4 separate regions of the Homo sapiens genome follow, and regions 1, 3 and 4 are each linked to region 2. A link is a contact called in ENCODE Hi-C or POLR2A ChIA-PET data. All regions are on one chromosome and are shown on one strand. Each heading gives the region's core, a stretch centred on a gene start or an enhancer-like site at or near the end of the contact. The rest is flanking DNA. Distances are from core to core; before and after follow the strand shown.

Region 1 (2,700 bases), core at 88-2,587, 360 kb before region 2:
TTAACACTGCTCTAAAGATTTAGTTCATTGGTATTTTATTTAAGATTTCATCCTATTAGGTAAGGCTGATCTATTAGTCTCTTTTTTATGCTATTCTTGTCCACTACTGGTTTCAGAGTCCAGTGCAACTTTATCCACTGTATCCATTGCACAATGGGTCTAGAACTGGACAATTACTCACATCCCCAAAACCTGATTAGTAATGTTTCTGAAGCAGCACAAAAAAATCAGTTAATGTTCTGTAATAACCCAATGTTCTCAGTGTAGTCCCCTCTCATATGTCGGCCATGAATAATATCCTTTCAGAGTTAAGAATACCTCAAACAGATTCCAGACAACCTCTGAGCACAGCACATGTACTGCTTAAGAAGCTTTCCAACCTGGAAAAATTAGATTAGGAGTCTGTTTCAGGAAATGGATGCTAGCCAACTAAGCTGAACATAAAATAAAATAATACCATGCCAAGTGCAAGGTCTAAATCGGCAAACTTTAACATATCAGCAAGAAAGGCTGCTGACCAATTTGGCAGAGGCTAGGTCTACATTCTAGACCCTAGTTAGGTCCTGTTTTAAAATTAGGTCCTTATTTATAACACCTGAAACATTCAAGACTCTTCTTTTTAGAAAGTCAATATGGCAAAAACTTTCTTATGCCCTGATGTTGTATGTGTATATTTACAGCTCAAAGAGTCCCAGGTGTGCTGGTGCCTAACCCTGGCTGCCAATCAGAATTACCTAGGGGCACGTTCGAGAACTTCCCAGGGGATGTCTAACTTCTAGCATAACAGAGTGAGAAGGCTCACAAATCCTCTTCCCACAAAGCAACTATAAAGCTGGTCAAGAGTCAAAAACAACCTAGTTGGTGCTCTGGAAAGCAAGCAAGACATTCAACAAACTGAGAAGTGTTTATTCATGAAACCCACTGGACTCCAGGTGAGAACAGCACAAGTCTGTGACTTTTCCTGCCAAGAGCTGCCCTCATCTGCCCTGCCCTCAGCTCTGTCAATTCAGAAGTTTAACAGGCGTGGGGCAGGCCTTGAAAACTAGCAAACTCACTGCCACTGCTGGCAGGGACTCATTGGATTTGCAGTGTTGTCAGTGAGAGCAGCAAGCCCAGAGGCAGGCAAGCAGCACGGAGGGCCAGAGGCCTGCTGCCATGAGGCTGCTGTTCTATCTGGGACAAGCAATGGACTGGCACACCAGCTGGAGACTTAATAGGGAGGCCTTGAAAATGAGATGGCTGTAGGGGGCTTATAAAGCTCTTCACACATCCCAGGTGGACTGGAGGCTCTGAGCATGCACAGCAGACAGCAGTGCAGGCCCACACCACCCATGCACACCTGGTCATTAGAGCCCATGCATGCACACACACAGAGGAGCTGTAAAAGGAGACCAGGGCAAAGTACAGCTGGGGCGCACTCGCAAACAGCTTGCAGTACCGTGTGCTCCACAGTCCAACAGGTCCTGAGCAGAGAAGGGAGCCCTACCGGCTCGAGGTGTTTGACTACAAGCACTGACCAATCTTTACTGAACACTATGCTATGCAGACACAGGGGCAACCTCTCTAGGAAACCAGGCTTAAAAATAAGAACTAATCAAAACGGAAGTACAGAGACATCCAGAGTCAGATACAGCCGGAGAGACAGACTTGAGATTTAGTCCAGTCCAGTTACTTAAACAAATAGCAAATAAAACAATCACCATCCACTTGAGTTAAAATGTAAAGAATCCAGAACTGCATCAATATATTACCTAAAATATATGGTGGTCAACAAAAATTCACAAGACAGCAAAGGAAAAAGAAACCAGGACTCATACTCGGGGGAAAAATAAAATTCTGGCAGTCAGTGGAAGTGGTCTCTGAGTATTCCCAGATGCTGGGTTTAGCAGATGAAGACTTCGAAACAGTTACTATAAATAAGTTAAAAGAACTAATGAAGCCAAGTTTAAAGAACTAAAGGACCATGTGAGGAAACTGACTCAATGAATAGAGAAAACGAAGAGACAGGAAATATAAAACAAAATGGAATTTAGTTGTTAGAGCAACTAAAATTAAAATTCACTAGAGAGGCTCAGCAGCAGATTTCAGATGGCAGAAGAACAGAAGAATCAGTGAACTTGATGTTAGATTAATAGAAATTATCGAGTCTGAAGAACAGAGAGAAAAAAGATTGAGGAAAACTGAACAAACTGAACAGACTGAACAGAGAGGCCCCAGAGTATAGGATACCCCCAAGCGTTCACAGAAGGAAATAGAGAAAAAGTAGTAGAAAAAAATATATGAAAAAGTAATGACTTTCTACAAACTAGGAACAGAGGGGAACTTCCTCAACTGGATAAAGAACACCTCCTTAAAGGCAGAGGAATCTCTGAAAAATGTCAATCAGACTGTGGTACACCCTCGGCATAAAGCTTCCCACTGAGGAATAAAATCCAAAGATGTCCCTGTGGCCTCCATATCCAGTGTGACCTGGCCCCTGCTTGCTTTTCCAACTTTATCTCCCACCACACCCCCAACACTCCCTACCCCTAACAGTGCTTTAGCCACACTAGCTTCCTTTTACACTCTCCTAATGTGCCACACTCATCTGGCCTCAGGACTTTTGTACTTGCTGTGATACTGCCAGGACCCCTCTTCACTCCAACTCTCTGGCTTCTTATTATTTAGGTCTCAGTTCAACTGTCACCTCCTCAGAGAGGC
Region 2 (2,700 bases), core at 125-2,624:
TCACAGTACATTTAAATAATTTACGTGTTTGTTCATACATTTAATTTATGGAAGGCCAAACAAAACTCTTTTAAATATGATGCAGGATGTATTATAAGCATATTTTTCCAAACTTACTTGCTCAACCTCTCTGTTGAGGGAATCTACTTTTTCTTTTAATCTGTTACCCTCTGCCTCAGCAGTGATAAGTTCCAGTTTGAGGGTATTGTTATCTGCCTCTGATTGACGGGCTTTATTTTCCCAGTTTTCAGCATCTTCATTGGCTTTTCGAAGTTGTTCCATCATTTGCCGGTTCTCAGATTCCTGAAAAGCAAACTTTAGCTATTACTTTAAAATGCTGAACATATGATAAAAATTAAACATTATTATCCAAGTCATTGGGAATTCACTTGCCATGAGAAGCGTTTATAATAGAACCCTGAGGAAATATATCTATACTCTTAGTTTAGAAAACAGGTCATCCTGTAATTAACAAAGACTGCAATCAGCATCTGCCCTGGCTCCTGAGTAACACTCAGTGAACACTAGTAAATAGTAAATTTAGGTAAATTACTCTTTTCTTCAAGACCTGAATGAATTTGTTCTTATATTTCCTTTTGTTTGAAGTCCTCCACAGCCTGCTTTTCCCATATGTCTGCTTACTGACTACTTGCTGGTCTGGATTCTGAGCCTCTGACCTTTCGTACTGGTGTATTCCCTTGTTCTTGACCAATTTACCGGGCTGTGCTGGCTACAGAGCTTCTGAGTACTTGCATATTTTAAATGTCAGCTTCTGATAATTTCCTGTCTGGTGTCTGCCTTTTATTCATAGCCCCAGCCTTAATTATCTTGATCATGAACTGTTCTATGATTATCTTTTACCTGCTAGTCTAGTAACTTTCCCTGCCAGTCTAGTAACTTTCCTGAAATTGCTCAGAAGTAAACTATCAAACCTATGCCAATAAACACTAGTTGTAAATATGCATTCATGTATAAATTGAGCATACAATAAGAACCAGATTTTTTGAACTTTCAAAATTCTATCATGAGCAGAGTAACTGAAGTAGGGTCTGATTTCTAGTAGGGAAATAAGGAGGGAAAAAAATTCAGCTCCACAAACAATATAATAGACCGAGTAATCATTATTAGGCTATTTAAAAAAATATTTTATTATGGTTTGGTGAATTCATTCTAAAAAATTAGTTGTAATTTTGGTAATTTTTTAAAAGGCACTAGATCTCTTTCTCTCCTGTTAATAAATAGTGCACGTCCCTATCAGAAATCCTGGGCTAAATAAAATGACCAAATTGCAATAAATAATGTCTAATACTCCTTTCAAATCAGATAAGCCATTTCCTGATTATGTTTACTGGTGGAAATTCAGCTAATATTGCCACCTTGTGGCCTCTAATGTGAAAGATCTTTGCCAAGTCTGTGTTAGTCAACAATATACTAAACTACCTTATTGGCTTTCAAGATTCAGATACTCCAACTGTGTCAGCAGGAACCTGATATGTGTTTTCCATGATTGTACTAACAATCATAGTTGTGTACAGAGTATGTACTTGGAGGGTGCTTGTACAATATACTTAAACGAATTGTATTCACATTGATCTTTACCCTCTTTAACTTTGTGCAGTACTTACTGTCTATGTCATTCACTTAAAACTGCCTTACAGCTTTGTGTTGCTAGGTGTGGATGTAAAGCCTCCCTGATAACACCTTGTATTTCTCTAAAGCAGGAACCATTTTTATATTAAATTTAGTTCTGTGACCAGGTAGTACATTATTCAAAGTGAAAAGGGATTCCGTAGAATGTCTCTCCTGTCCTCCAACCACCCAGTGCTCCCTCCTTCTTGGCAAGCAGAAAGCATATTTTACCCTTTTTCATATCCTCCCATAGAGGCCAGAGCAGTGTTGAGCATGAGAGGCAACACTATAAAGAAAATGAAACTGTTCTTTGGTATTCTCTATTTCCTGCTTTCAGGATCTCTTTACTTCTATATGGTGCCTCCCCTGTATCCACAGCTCCCTCTGGCCACCCACAAGTCTCACTGCAACACTCCGTAGGCCTCAGCTGGAATCCTTTGCATTTCTTGCCTAAATTATGGTTACAACCTCTTCTAACTGCTCTCTCCACTTCTGATTTTGTTACCCTTCTGGTTTATTCTTGACGTTTCCAAAATAAACTTCCTAAAAGGCAATCCTTAAATAACTTATATGTTTTAGTTCTAACAAAAGCTTCTGAAAATAGGGTTCAAAGAAGGTCTTTCTTACCTCTCCTTTATCATCCACTTGTACACACTACTCTACCTACAGGACCTACTTTTTCCCCTACACCTTTGCTCATGTTGTTCCCACTGCCTGGCAGTCATTCTGTTTCCTCTCCATTTTTCATCTCTGGCACTCCAGCACCTAGCACGCTGCATGAATGAGTGAATGAATGAAGTACTCCACACTTCTTGATGGTCTATCCCTATCAAAATGGATCCGTGGTTCATTCTCTCCGGGCCTGCATCCATCCAGTGTTATGCAATCTCATAAACAAATTCATACTAGGATGCTAAAATCCCCAGCACTTCGGAAGGCCGAGGTGGGAGGATCACTTGAGCCTAAGAAGCTTGATGTGTGATGTCTGAAAATATAATTCTAGAATCTAAAAGTTATAATCCCTAATGGTGGAATTTCAGGTAATGTTACTAACAGACAAGGGAGATAAAG
Region 3 (2,700 bases), core at 133-2,632, 310 kb before region 2:
TTTTAATAGAGACTGGGTTTCACCATGTTGGTTAGGCTGGTCTTGAACTCCTGACCTCAGGTGATCCACCCACCTCGGCCTCCCAAAATGCTGGGATTACAGGTGCGAGCCACCACACCCGGCCCATCACATTCTTTAAAAAAGCAGAGAAATGAGTGACACATTCTTGAAAACTTTCCATTACGAATGGATGAAACCTAAGATTAGTTATTTAAGGTTTCTCAGATGGGAAACCTAGCTTCCTAGGGTGGCTTATTCTTGGAGACTCCAGACAGTGAATGTTTTACTAGGCTGTGTGTTCACTCCATTTGTTATTTTCTTAATTTGTTCATTTTTAAAGGCAAGTGATGCTATCAAACTTCATTCTATATGTCTATACTACTGATTTCTGTTGACTTACCCCTCACTTCCCCCTATCTTCAATGGCTAGTTACTGTTTTAACCCCATACTGGGTTGTCTCTTTTATTCATTTACTCTTGCACCCTCCTCTATCATCACTGATGAAAATTTAAGCTATATTGGCCCAAGATCAGCCTTTGAAAACATTCTTTGTGTGTTCTCTCATGCCAACATCAGGACCGTATTTTTCTGGTTGTTGAGTGATTTATGTGAGATGAGTTTAAACCTCTTGCTGAAGTTAAGATGTATCATGTAAATGACAACCTTTGATTTATCAAACTTAGTAATTAAAGTTTCCTAATGCAACAGGATGTGCTCTTCCCATAGCCATACTGAAGAGTACTTCATGTTTATTCTTTGGAAGGGTTAAGCAGTGAGACAGCCACGGGTGCTCGGATCAGACATTTTCGTTTGTGAGGGTTGGAGAATGATTTTCTCCTGTTTCTTATCATTAGCTACCTTGCGAACTCTCCTAAAGCTACTGAAATAATGGCAATGGTTTAGACGCCCTGCATCTCCAGGGCTTGTGGTTTGTGCACATCTCTCGTCTAAATAAATATAAATATTTTCTCTGTTTCTATTTTATCTTCCCCAAATTCCTGGTTCTGGTGTTGCAACTTCATAAAACCCAGAGCCCACATGGCAGTACCAGCTGCTAGCCCAGGTCAAACTTGGGGAGGGCAGCTGCTTTCCAGGTGCACCCTGTGTGATCCTGACTTCCTCCTGACAGTGCCAGGAACGCCCGTGAACTGCTTTCGTGGTTGCATGTGAAAACTTTTGCATTTCTAGAAATCTCTTCTCCAGCAGGCTGGGCTATTGGCTGCTGTGGGATTGCTAGCTGGTCTAGACCCAGCCCCTCCTTCAGGCTTTTCCCACCCGCTGCTCCTCTCCTGGCCTTGGGCCTCATGCCCGAGTCTCCAGCCGCCACCTTGCTGTTGCTTTACTGTTTCTCCGTGATGCTGTTTCTAGCTAGTTATAATTGGCAGGCAACCAGAAGCCTCATCTGCCAAGGGCGGAAGTCATGTCTGGAACAGGTTTCCCTCTTAAGACTGTGGGCTAACCCAGCATCTTGCCACTTTGTGTGGGACTTCCTCATTCTTAGTACATAACTGTGTTTGACCCTCAGGGATGACTAGTGTTTCCTGGCCTCGGTACAGTTGACTTCTCCAGAAACTATCTGGCTCACTCTCAATTTCCTGGAGCCGTATATCCTAATTACAAAAATGGGAAAATCATACCTAGAGTCCCATAGAAAGAGAAATAGAACCCCCATATGTGCCTACAATTCATCCATTCTCAATTCATTATTTTAAAAATGTAGCTGATGGTTTGGTTCTGAGACCAGACGGTACAAAAATTACCATTCACTCATAGTAGGGCCATCAACTACCATAATCTTTTGGAAAAGTAATTTAGCAATATAAGTCAGGACCACTTAAAAAACCCTTAGAGTTGCTCATTCCACTCTTAGGAACTTATCCTAAAGACGTCAACAGATGTGGACCAAAATTTGTGTGCAAGAATATTATGTAGAATTTCTGTATTGAGAAAATTTGGAGACAGCCTAGCTGTCCAAAAATAGGACTAAATAAAACATGGTACAGCAATATAGTGAAATATTATTATATAACCATTAAGTTATGTTCTTCAACAGTATTTTTAAAATAAGGAAAATTCCAACGTTTTTGAGGAGTCTTTTTAAAAACGAGAGTACAGACCAGGCACAGTGGTACACACTTACAATCCCAGCACTCTGGGAGGCCAAGGCAAGTGGATCACTTGAGGCCAGGAGCTGGAGACCAGCCTGGGCAACACAGTGAGACCCTGTCTCTACAAAAAATACAAAAAATTAACCAGGTGTGTTGGTGCACACCTGTGGTCCCAGCTACTTGGGAGGCTGAGGTGGGAGGATTGCTTGAGCCCAGGAGTTTGAGGCTGTAGTGAGCTGTGATGCCACCACTGCACTCCAGCCTGGGTGACAGAGTGAGATCCTGTCTCAAAATAAAATAGAATGTAAAAAGAGCACATGCATGAAAAGTGGAACACAACACTTTAGGTAATAATATTATCCCAATCACATAGGTGTGCTTAGTGCAAACAAAAACATTCATAGTATTTATCTCTGGTGGTAGAATTACTGGCGATTTAAAAAAAAATACATTTTTTTCTGAATATTCCAAGTGTTCTACAATGAATGTGTTACTTTCCTAATCAGAAAAACAACTGTTATTTGTTAAAAGAAATTAGACCACAAAAAAAGCAAAAACACAAAGGCCTTGCCTATTTTTTTTCCCCCTGTT
Region 4 (2,700 bases), core at 120-2,619, 480 kb before region 2:
AACAGAAAGATCGCCTACTGCATACACCAGACACAGAAAGATCACCTACTGCATAAGTCAAACAGAAAGATAACCTCCTGCATACGCCAGACACAGAAAGATCACCTGCTGCACACACCAGACACAGATCACCTACTGCATACGCCAGACACAGAAAGATCACCTACTGCATATGCCAGACACAGAAAGATCACCTACTGCATACGCCAGACACAGAAAGATCACCTACTGCATGTGACTTTAGATTTACTCTTCACTATGTAAGGATCATTCAGCTGGTTCAAGGAATTAATGCATATAGTCACCAAAGGCTGTTAAAGTTATATACTTTTATTTATTTTAAAACAGTATTTTTCATTTAAAAAATGGTATCTTTAATTGCAGATTAAAGTTCCAACATCTTTTCTCTCTTACTAATCAAATATGATTGATAATGAAAAAAAATCAAAGAAAAAATGCCAAAAAAAAAAGTGATCCCTGACTTGTGGGCAGTTGCGGTGGATGGAGCTGAGAGAGCAGCAGGGCGCTCTGGTTTCTGCTGGTGCCCCCTCAGTCCTCACGTGGCATTCCCTGCAGCGCGATGAAGTGTAACCTTAACACCCATGTAGGGCAGAGGGTAATTGTCCACCTGTAAAAGTAACCAAATAGATCAGGAAAAACTCCCCACACCCTGTGCAGGACGGTCAGCAGCTTCTCTGTTTTCCAGTTCATATTATGTTGTGCCTCCACTTTCTATCTCCAGCTGGTTCCCCATACACTGTAGTTTATGAAGACGATTTTTTTTAACCAGGCCAGAAAAATGGGAATGAATTTAGAGAAGCTTGCTTTTCCAGAAACTTGACACCCATGCATGCCCAGAAACCCAGTCGACCACAAAAGGCAGCGAGCGACCTCTCTTCATTATCTCTCCAGGACTCCCAGACCTTACCCCGGGCTTTTTCTCATTCAGTATCAGCTCAGAGTCTGGGTCCTAGGAATCACAGAAGCAGTTAGCAATGAATGGCAAATGCTAGACTCAACACTTTACATCCTAAAATGTAAGACCATCATGAGCACTGCAGGCTCCCTGGGGCAGGCATCACCTGTGTGTCACCCCTGTAAGTGAATCCACGCTTCTCCAAGTGCAGTGTGTTCACTTGTCTCTTCTAAAATAAATGAGGTGGCTGTTGTGGCATAGCTCCTGGTGGCCTTCAGTAGGGAGTCTGAAGTCACCAAACGCCAGCTCATGGGTGGTGTAAGCTGTGGCAGCATGACAATAGTCCCTGGGCAGTGTCCTGTCCAGCCTGTGATTATTTGAAAGGCATGTTTGCCATGTTTGCCACTTTCCCTCTTTCACATTGAGGCGTGCACTTCAACTAAGACCATCTTGTTTGCTTTATTTGAAAGCAAGAGAGCAGAGTCCACAGCCTCATTCAGTTCCCATTACACAGCTTCCTGGTCCTGCTCCTGGTAACGTGGTTCCAATGCCTGTAGTGGTGACTTACGTGCACTCCCACTTCCACAGCAGGGCTAGTGGCTAGGCAGAGCCCATGCACAGAGGAAGGCCCTCTGACTGCAGACAGCACCCCTCCCTCTCCCAGGGCTCAAGGATGCTTCTGTGGCACCCTCCAGGGACGCCTCCCAGGACCCTGCCCCATAGCACAGAGAAGCTGCGGCCAGGCCGAGGAGCCCCTCCCAGGGGGCCTCAAGGACACCACGGCCTGATCCTTGATTGTCACCACACCTTTCTGCCCATGTGGGCTTGGCCCGTGGGCTGAGAGAAATGAGACCAAAGGGAGCGAGATAAGGTTCTTTGTTTCTCTCCTCCAGGGTCTGGGTGAAAATCAGTATGCCGCCTGTGCACTTGGAGAGCTAGCAAAAGGACACCATGAGATTAGCCTAGGTGGTGGGTTGGTTTTGGCTTTTTAAACTTAAAGTATTTGAGAAAAGAAACTCAGTTGCTCTCCCTTTATGCTGAATTTTAATGTCACTAAGGCCTTTTACTCATGAAATCAGGCCAAATACGTATGCAAAATCTTACTTGCTTTAGTGAGAAATAGGCAGGATGAAACAAAGATGGGAGATGATTCAAGAAAGGGGTCATTGACATTTAGTGATGGTTTTTAGTTGCTTATACTGTAGTAGTGCTGAGGCATTGTTGATGTCAGCCAGCTCTAGGTGTTCAGATTAAATCAGCTTTCTGAAGTTAGGGAAACCACAATCAGGAGTGGTTCTCTTTGGATGGTCTTATAAAATTGTTGTATAAGTTTTTTCAACTAGTGTGACAGTCACTATTTACGCCTATGGCTTGATTCCAGCAGAGATTTTAACACAATGACCTGTTTTCCCTCCACAAAGTGACAGGAGTAGCAGCCACCCCATGCTCAGCCATAGAATCACTAAGATACTGATGCCTGCAGATGAGTTCTCAAGTGGAAGACCCCACTGGAACCGGAAAACTAGAGGATTCCCTAAAATTATCTGTCACTTGGGGTTTCCATTTTAATTTTCATTTCAAAAATGGATGCCCTTGAAAAGAAATAATTTATTGATATAATAAAAGTAATCATGGAGCTTTGAAATAATTAAGTCCCTCTTGCTAAAATCTAAGACCACCTCAACATGTACCATTGGTTCCTAAAAAGTATGCAGCCGACGTGATCAGTGGAGGTGTCCTGCCTTAGGGCAGCAGCTTGGCCTCTGCAGCAGGAAACCCCAGTT

What was found. Hi-C counts contacts between places; a loop is a spot of excess contacts on that map. ChIA-PET counts read pairs that join two places held with the same protein, here RNA polymerase II (POLR2A). Pooled maps may share reads with other maps.
Region 1: a pooled map shows a loop between it and region 2 (2.5-fold over the local background). The contact joins two enhancer-like sites. A Hi-C loop is called at or near these places in 2 of 37 single-sample maps with no recorded cell type and 4 of 50 pooled maps. POLR2A ChIA-PET finds 5 or more read pairs at or near these places in 2 of 52 experiments (Panc1 and WTC11).
Region 3: a loop to region 2 is called in a pooled map, with 7 times the contacts of the local background. The contact joins two enhancer-like sites. A Hi-C loop is called at or near these places in 2 of 37 single-sample maps with no recorded cell type and 5 of 50 pooled maps. POLR2A ChIA-PET finds 5 or more read pairs at or near these places in 1 of 52 experiments (PC-9).
Region 4: a map of GM12878 shows a loop between it and region 2 (3-fold over the local background). The contact joins two enhancer-like sites. A Hi-C loop is called at or near these places in 2 of 168 maps with a recorded cell type or tissue (CD8-positive, alpha-beta T cell and GM12878) and 2 of 50 pooled maps. POLR2A ChIA-PET finds 5 or more read pairs at or near these places in 2 of 52 experiments (A673 and GM12878).

The regions. Positions count from the first base shown.
Region 1 is chr2:98,701,199-98,703,898 of GRCh38, forward strand. The region is part of intron 2 of MGAT4A (alpha-1,3-mannosyl-glycoprotein 4-beta-N-acetylglucosaminyltransferase A); the gene reads right to left. LOC124906050 (a long non-coding RNA gene) reads left to right here. Exons shown (of 3, transcript XR_007087149.1): 2 at 681-932. Among named protein-coding and RNA genes, the nearest start is that of MGAT4A, 29 kb to the right of the region's middle. Within about 2 kb of position 1,338, at least 17 of the 41 ENCODE cell types and tissues checked have a DNase peak (open chromatin) inside an H3K27ac peak, as active enhancers do.
Region 2 is chr2:99,064,822-99,067,521 of GRCh38, forward strand. It overlaps TSGA10 (testis specific 10), which reads right to left. Exons shown (of 21, transcript NM_025244.4): 16 at 118-303. Among named protein-coding and RNA genes, the nearest start is that of C2orf15, 76 kb to the right of the region's middle. Within about 2 kb of position 1,375, at least 9 of the 41 ENCODE cell types and tissues checked have a DNase peak (open chromatin) inside an H3K27ac peak, as active enhancers do.
Region 3 is chr2:98,756,854-98,759,553 of GRCh38, forward strand. No RefSeq gene overlaps it. Among named protein-coding and RNA genes, the nearest start is that of LINC02611, 14 kb to the right of the region's middle. Within about 2 kb of position 1,383, at least 27 of the 41 ENCODE cell types and tissues checked have a DNase peak (open chromatin) inside an H3K27ac peak, as active enhancers do.
Region 4 is chr2:98,582,867-98,585,566 of GRCh38, forward strand. The region is part of intron 24 of INPP4A (inositol polyphosphate-4-phosphatase type I A); the gene reads left to right. Among named protein-coding and RNA genes, the nearest start is that of COA5, 24 kb to the right of the region's middle. RefSeq lists an enhancer at 1,094-1,595. Within about 2 kb of position 1,370, at least 3 of the 41 ENCODE cell types and tissues checked have a DNase peak (open chromatin) inside an H3K27ac peak, as active enhancers do.